3 separate regions of the Homo sapiens genome follow, and regions 1 and 2 are each linked to region 3. Evidence: chromatin loops called from intact Hi-C (ENCODE). Cell type or tissue: prostate gland. All regions are shown on one strand.

Region 1 (2,500 bases), 57 kb before region 3:
ACATTTTAGAGAGAAGCATCTAACCAAACCCATAATTCCTGACCACTTGAGTTCCTGCCTCACTCTAAGGCAGTGGTTCTCAATGAGGGCACAAAAATGTCACCAGGGCACATTGGCAATGTTCTGGAGATGTTTTTGGTTGTCACACTGGGGGAGGAGGGATACTACTGGCATCTAGTGGGTAGAGACCAAGGATGCTGCTACACATCCTTCAACGTGTTTCTCCATCATGGACAGCCTTCCACGATGGAGAAACGTCCATGAGTAGCACAGTACTGAGGTTGAGAAGCTGCTCTAGTTTTAAGTTGGACTGGCATTAAACTCAGTAAGTGGCCTCCTTACCACTAAACTAGTATGTTCCATCCTTTTCACTGTCTTCCATTTCCCCTCACAAGGAAGCCCTCAAACTTGCTTAACTCTTTATGCCTCATCAGGAGTTTCAAGTGTCTCTGGAATGGCCTGGCGGCTCGTTTCCTGCTGGCTGCGGTGTCGCTTTTGTTTACTTCATAGCTGGAACAACTTGGTGGGTGCAGGGAGAGCCACACAGGCACACCCTACAGCATGTCATACACATTGCTACTTGACAGGAAGGAAGATGCACAAGGATTCTGGCACAAGGCCTCGTATGTGCTTCATTCTTTCTCTGTCTCTTGGTCAAATTGGCCCAATCAGACTCTAAATGAAGAATTTTTCTCCCATGAATGCAGAGAGGGTCTCCCCTTCCCCTGCCCTAGGAAAGTGAGCAAGGAAGCGTGCAGCCCTGACCTTTTCTGGGAGTCATCATACGGCCTAGAGGAGAACAAGCTTGAGAATGAAAACACTGCCAAGGACATCAGAGCAGAACGACAGAAAGAACCTGGGTCCTTGTGAACAGAGTCATGGAATGATCTAGTCCTTAAGTGCACTCTGGTTCTTGCTGTGAGAGGTGATCCACCTCTTTCTTGTTTGTCATCATCTCACTTAGAGACAGAGCATCCTAACTGATTATTTATCCATCTTAGCTGAACTTAGGGCCCCATGAAGGAGGCACCACCCCTCTCTCTCCAGGAGGCTAAGTAATCCACTAACAGTTTCATTCACCTTAAACTCCTTCCCAAAATACCCTCCTAGCTACTGGAACAATCAAGACAGAGTTTTTAGACAGAGTTTTGCTCTTGTTGCCCAGGCTGGAGTGCAACGGTGTGATCTCGGCTCACTGCAACCTCTGCCTCCCACATTCAAGCAATTCTTCTGCATCAGCCTCCTGAGTAGCTGGGATTACAGGCGCCTGCCACCATGCCCGGCTAATTTTTTGTATTTTTAGTAGAGACAGGGTTTCACCACGTTAGCCAGGCTGGTCTTGAACTCCTGACCTCAGGTGATCCATCTGCCTCGGCCTCTCAAAGTGCTGAAAGGTTGGAGATTTTATACTCCAACTCAAGACCTTCACCAAGGCCTCCTGGGTCCACTGCCACTCTGTTTCCTTCTTTTTCTCTGTCCTCTCCCTTCTGGAGTTCACCAGTCAAACCTCTTTCTCACTCTCTACTCCTCAGCCCACACCCATCCCTGCCAGGGCTTTGTGGCCTTACTTGTACAATTTACCCACCACGGCCTCAGGTACAAGGGTTTATGACGTTTGTAACAAGTACTTGCTAATCTCTCAGAAGCCACTGGGTATATAGAATCCTGCAGTTTATCTGGATGATCAAACTATTTCATTTTTTATTCTTCTTAGTTGGCATCAGTGCCTTAGAATAGAATTTAGATGTGTGCTTTGCCTAAAAGGAAAGAGCTGACAGAGCTTGCAACTGGCAATGCATCAGTTCCACCTCAAGGAAATCAACAGGGAGAAGCTAATGAGACGGAACAGTTCTCATATTAACCAGTTAGCTATTCAGCTTAGGACAGATGTGGAAAATAAGCCCATATGAGACAAATTCATTAAAGTGAAATTATCCGTTCAACACCTTGATATCTGAGCAGACTGATGTTTCAAAATTATTATAATTATGATCATGGGGATAAAGAGAGCCAAACTTTCGAAAGAAGACTTGAAAAAAAATTAAAAATTCTAGTACTACCCTGTGAGATGAAAATAATGAGCTGGTCACAGATCCCCAGGATATCAGCAATTGCTCTAAATCCTTCTTGATGAGGAATCTGTGACTCCAAAGTCAACATTAATTCAAATGCAAATAATATCTCTTCCCCCTGAGAATCATTATTCCTGATTCAGCAGGCAATTTAATGGGAAATCTGCAGGTGCACTGCAGACTTTGAACCAGAGAAGTTGTTCCAGCTCCAGATGAAGCTTTGACTCCTGAACACATGGAATCTGACAGTCAGAGCCCAGAGATTTTAATTCTCTCACTGCCTCTGAGATGGTAGTTCCTGGGTAAAGCATATGGAACTCAGTAGGGCATAGATCTGGTACCTGCAGCCTGGAAAATATCACAAATCTCTGTCTGCTTCTCTCAAACACACACCCCCTTCTTCAGTAGCTGTTAACCACCTCGACCCT
Region 2 (2,500 bases), 86 kb before region 3:
TGGATCTGGTGCTACCTAAATGTCAAGTAATGTCATTAATGTCAATTAATGATGATGTAGAGTCCTTACACCAGCACAAGAAAGCCAATGAACAAGTAAGAGTTAAGAAAACTCCCCACAGCACATTAATTAAGAAAGCCAGGCTATGTAAAATGTTATTTTGAAAGAAGCCATTTTCTGCAGTGACATAAAATTTCATAGGCTGTTCTGGGCCTCCAGATAGGACCCATGTAATAAGGCATCTCTGCCAAACCAGCCAGAAAACAGGGAAGTGAGACAGCCATGGGTCAGAACCCATAGATATAGGAATGGAAAACTCCAGAGAGCCCTCCTCTAAGATGTAAAGCCACCAATCGACAGACAGCCTGCCATATACAGGAAAGCTGTCAGTCATCTTTACTAAATAGGGAGGATACAACTTCCCTCCCCTCCAGGCCATAGAAAACTCAAATTCTTTACAAGTGTTTTTGAGATTCACATACAAAATTATCAATGACACCATCAAAATGGATGCCTGCAGATCTTACAAACAAACTAGAAGCTAGCCTCATGGTTGCTCAGAAATGAGGGCATTTAGGCAAAGCTGGGAACTGAAGATTTGAGCAGGTGTGGGTCAGACCCTGGTGCTCAAAATAAATATTCTGCCCCAGAAGCTCTGGACTGGAAGGGAGGGACCCAAGTTCTCTGAAAGGACAACAGTGCCACAGCCAAACAGCTCAAGCAGTTTGCTGTCAATTAACCACCCCCTGTGTAATTTCAGGAAAATTTATTCTGTAAATTACAGACATTTTTGACACTTAACTCAGCAAAAAACAGTTGTCCAACAATGATTTTATGTCCAAATAAACCTGTCATCTTTATTCTTGGCCTTTTCCTTCCCTCGTACAGAAAATAAAAAGGATCCAGATATTTTCCAAGAGAAAATAAACTCCTAAAGCTGAAAGATTTGAGTTTTCAAGTTTGGTTAAAATGCTGAGTCCAAAAAGGGGGTTCTCAAGTTGGCACAGTGCTTCCCTCCCACATCCCTACTTAATCACCACCAACTCCAGAGGCTGTGACTCAGAGAATGTGTGAGCCCAAGCCTCGTCTCATAAACACAGCATTTCCAGGCCCCATGTTCTCCATTCTTTGCTAGCACAGTGCAACTCAGGGTCAGGGCAAATAAGGTAAGAAGACCATTTGAGTTCAACTTCTGAAGCTGTTCTTTTCTCTGCTAAAGTTTAGGTAGAAGCCAAAAGAGCTGTTTTCTCTATTGTCTCAAACTAAACTGCTGACAACAAAGAAGTATGAGCACTTGGCAGAATTTCAAACTCCAACAATAAGCAAACTGCACGAGGAGATTGTTTTGTGTTGCTTTTCTGTGGCTCTCCTTTTTCTACCGTGGGATGTTCCAGAAAGCTGTGGGCACTCTGTCCGTGCCCACTCCCAGCAGCTCACGGAGCACATCCAGGAATAGGTGGACTCCCTCCCCTAGGATGGGCCCACTGCTGACCCACCTGCTCCAGGAACTGTGATTGGAATACATTATCGAGATTTATGAGAGTCAAGAATAACTGAAAACCCTAGTAGGAGTGGAGAGGCATGAGGTAGAATTGAGAAGCTGCCACCTCCCCTTTTTTTTTTTTTTTTTTTTTGAGACAGAGTCTCTCTCTGTCACCCAGGCTGGAGTGCAGTGGCGTGATCTCAGCTCACCACAACCTCTGCCTCCCGGGTTCAAGCGATTCTCCTGCCTCAGCCTCCCAAGTAGCTGGGATTACAGGTGCCTACCACCACACCTGGCTAATTTGTTTGTATTTTCAGTAGAGACAGAGTTTCACTATCTTGGTCAGGCTGGTCTCAAACTCCTGACCTCAGGTAATCCACCCACCTTGGCCTCCCAAAGTGCTGGGATTACAGGCATGAGGCACTGCACCTGACCTCCCCTCTCTTTTTTTAACCTCCATTTTTCTCTCGATGTCTAGGGCTGTAATGGTTTGTTTCTACCCGCAACATTCATTCACTCAACATTACACCTTCCTTCCACCCTCCCTCCTCTGTTTCCCCCATGACCCAGGTCTTTTCCTTTACCTGTCTTCTACCAGATCTTCCTATGGTGTGCACCATTTCCTTTGGGCTCTGTCATCACTCCGTGACAACCAGGTTATCTGAGAGAATAATTTCTGCTAATGTGCCAAGAGAATATATGTGCCTGTTGGGTTCCTTCTGGAGAAGATGGTATTTTTAAGTATGGATGACCAAGGACTGGGATTCTAAAGGGGCTGGACAAGATTAGTCAAGTAACTGTAAGCCAACTGAAATGAATTTGAATGAAAGAAGGAGTTAATTGGCTTATGTGACTGGGAAGGGTGGGGGTGGGGTGGCTGGAGGAACCCCGTCGGGACCTGCACTGACTCCCATCACAGCTCTGCCGGTGTGTTGTCACAGTTCTTATGAGCTTTTCCACTTCGCTGGGGCCAGAGCTATACTTCCAGGACCACACATCCTTATAGCTCCCATCAAG
Region 3 (2,500 bases):
GGCCCATTCCCTAAAGACCAGGCTCACAGACTCAGAAAAGATGGGAAGAAACCTCAGAGATGATCCATTCACATGGTTCTCAAGTCTGGCTGCATATGAGAACCACCAGGAGAGTTTTCTAAGCAAGTTAATCCAACTCCCATTCCAGAGGTAGAACTGCAGGCATGGGATCCTGGCATAATCATTTTCTTAGTTCCCCAGATTATGCAGTTCTGGCCCTTAGGGGCTCTCGAGTGTGGCAGAAATGAGACTGAAACCCTAGCTCCCTCCTCCAGGGTGACCCAAACTTGACTAAACCCATGAATCACCAGAGGCGATTCTGTAAACATGCGGATTAAAAATCAGAAGGTCTGGGGTGGGCCTGAGATTCTGCATTTCTAAATGACTTCCAGGTGAAGCGGATGTTGCTGCCGGCCCTCAGACCACACTTCGAGGTATCAGGTCCTGGCATCTAGTCCTATAAATAGATGAGTCACATGCCTATTGGCCTTCAGTCTTTCTAACATCAAGACTAGAGAGCCAATGTGGCAGAGAGGTTAGATGGGGAGGAGCCATGTTTTTCACCCTGATTTTGGAACTTAATTGCTGTGCAATCTTGAGCAAGTCACTTAACCTCTCTGATCTTTAATTTCCTCAGATGTTAAAATAGAGAAAAAACTAATACATACACAAAGTTGTAAGGCTGATCAGATGAGATGTGAAGTTGTTCTATAAACTGTAAAATACTACAAAGTTTAAGAGTTTATTATAAAATTGGCCTTTGAAAGATACCATTTTAGCCTTTAAAATGTTGGTCATTTATATGTGCACACTTTTTGTAGTCCTGTATTTCTCCTAGTGGTAGCACATGTATGTGGACACACATGCAATAGATGAGTTTTATCTCCTAAAAGGTTTAAACTCTGGTGTGTGTGTGTGTGTGTGTGTGTGTGTGTGTGTGTGTGTGTTCTTATACCATTGCCTGGAGTGTAAGGACTTGCAAGGAAATTCTCTTTGACCAGGAGGATTCAAGAATGCAGAGCAAATGTCCAGGAGTCGCAGCCAAATTGGTAGCTTTTCTTGCTCCTTTCCACTGCATTAGCATGCCCCTAGCCAAAACAAGATGGCACCATGCCCCGGCCAACTTGATCTCAATGTTCTCCACAGCTGTGTGTCCCCACTGGGGTGAGTATTGGAGCAATGTCTCATGTCTAGTCTAGCCAGGAAGATTGTCACTTTGGACCCTAACCCTTTCTGAGGTTTGAGCCTCCAATTCACTCATGTCTGGCCAGCACGAGTCATGCCATCCATGTATCCTCACTCCCAAAAGAAATGACACCCTTGGCAAATTCTTGAACTACGTTTTGGAAGCCGCCGCTGAGGTTGCGCAAACACATTTGGCACAGGCTTCAGGGACCAAGCAGTTCTCTGGGTTGAATCGCAGAAACAAAATGTACTTGTCCTGCTTCCGAGATGGTGTCTGAGGACTTGGCTCCCTCGGCCGAGGAACTGCCTCCTCGCTGATGTCATCCTGCCACGGAAAGGCAAACATCTCTGGGTTCAGCAGTTCAGAACCAGAAGTGAGAAAAGTTGGGGATCCAAAGGGCATCCACCCAGGCTTAACTCCATCGGGACAACGTAGAGAGACATGCACTCAATTCTTAACAACTAAATCATCTTAAAATAAAATGTATTGAAGCAGTTTGTGAGGAGGAATCATGCTGCTGAAATGCCCTCGGGCAAGGATTACTGGTCGTGATGCTACCTCCATCCAGTGGGGTTTTGTGGGGCTCCACGTGCTGCCACATGCACCCCATAGGAGCACAAGTTCCCAGAGGCCCAGGAGAATATTCAACATCCAACCCTAAGGAAGAAATAATTTCCATGTAGCACTCGTGCCTCACATTCATGTCACTGCGTAATATCTCAGACATCCAGTGACTGCACTTTCCTGGCCAAATTGAGGCGGGTGCTTCTGGAGTCTGGTACATTTCTCAACTCCAGGTTATTTCTCAGCACACAAAGTACCAGGGCTGCTTCAGTCTCCTCAGAGGAGCCATTCTCGAGATGGAGTTTCTTTTTTGTTTTATTTTACTTTAAGTTCTGGGATACATGTGCCGAACGTGCAGGTTTGTTATATAGGTATACGTGTGCCATGGTGGTTTGCTGCACCTATCAACCCAAGACGGAGCTTCTTTTACCCAGAAAAAAAAAATGAATCCTCTTTCCCATATTCATAATTTTCAAATGTAAAATCTGAAATTTTTCTTACCAGATCAGAACTCCCTAATGCCCAATGCTGCAGACCACAGAGCCACTCAGCTTTGTGACCAGAATAAAAGCCTTCATGAAATCATGAAATTTGTTCTGGTGGTCACAAGAGTCAGACATGCACATCATGCAGAGATTTGTATGATGAAGTCTTAGGAAGACAGTGGAAGGTGTGGACCTTCCTTAAAGAGTGATCAATCTTCTGGGGCCTCATCCTTGGCTGTCCACTGGAATCCCTTGGAAACTATTT

What was found. Hi-C counts contacts between places; a loop is a spot of excess contacts. Peaks named below come from ENCODE experiments on the same cell type or tissue, not always from the same donor. Only the 100,000 strongest peaks of a DNase experiment are listed, where the experiment ranks them.
Region 1: it touches region 3 in a loop (7-fold over the local background); 7 of 110 quality-filtered maps call a loop at or near these places.
Region 2: it touches region 3 in a loop (2.2-fold over the local background); 2 of 110 quality-filtered maps call a loop at or near these places.

What each region holds. Positions count from the first base shown.
Region 1 is chr13:40,177,805-40,180,304 of GRCh38, forward strand. The region is part of intron 1 of LOC124903162; the gene reads right to left. Among named protein-coding and RNA genes, the nearest start is that of LINC00332, 2.8 kb to the right of the region's middle. In prostate gland, no CTCF peak of the experiment used is centred here; no DNase peak of the experiment used is centred here.
Region 2 is chr13:40,148,650-40,151,149 of GRCh38, forward strand. The region is part of intron 1 of LOC124903162; the gene reads right to left. Among named protein-coding and RNA genes, the nearest start is that of LINC00332, 32 kb to the right of the region's middle. In prostate gland, no CTCF peak of the experiment used is centred here; a DNase peak (open chromatin) is centred at 1,085; H3K27ac peaks cover 1,083 bases.
Region 3 is chr13:40,235,003-40,237,502 of GRCh38, forward strand. No RefSeq gene overlaps it. Among named protein-coding and RNA genes, the nearest start is that of LINC00548, 16 kb to the left of the region's middle. In prostate gland, no CTCF peak of the experiment used is centred here; DNase peaks (open chromatin) are centred at 1,429 and 1,949; H3K27ac peaks cover 2,232 bases.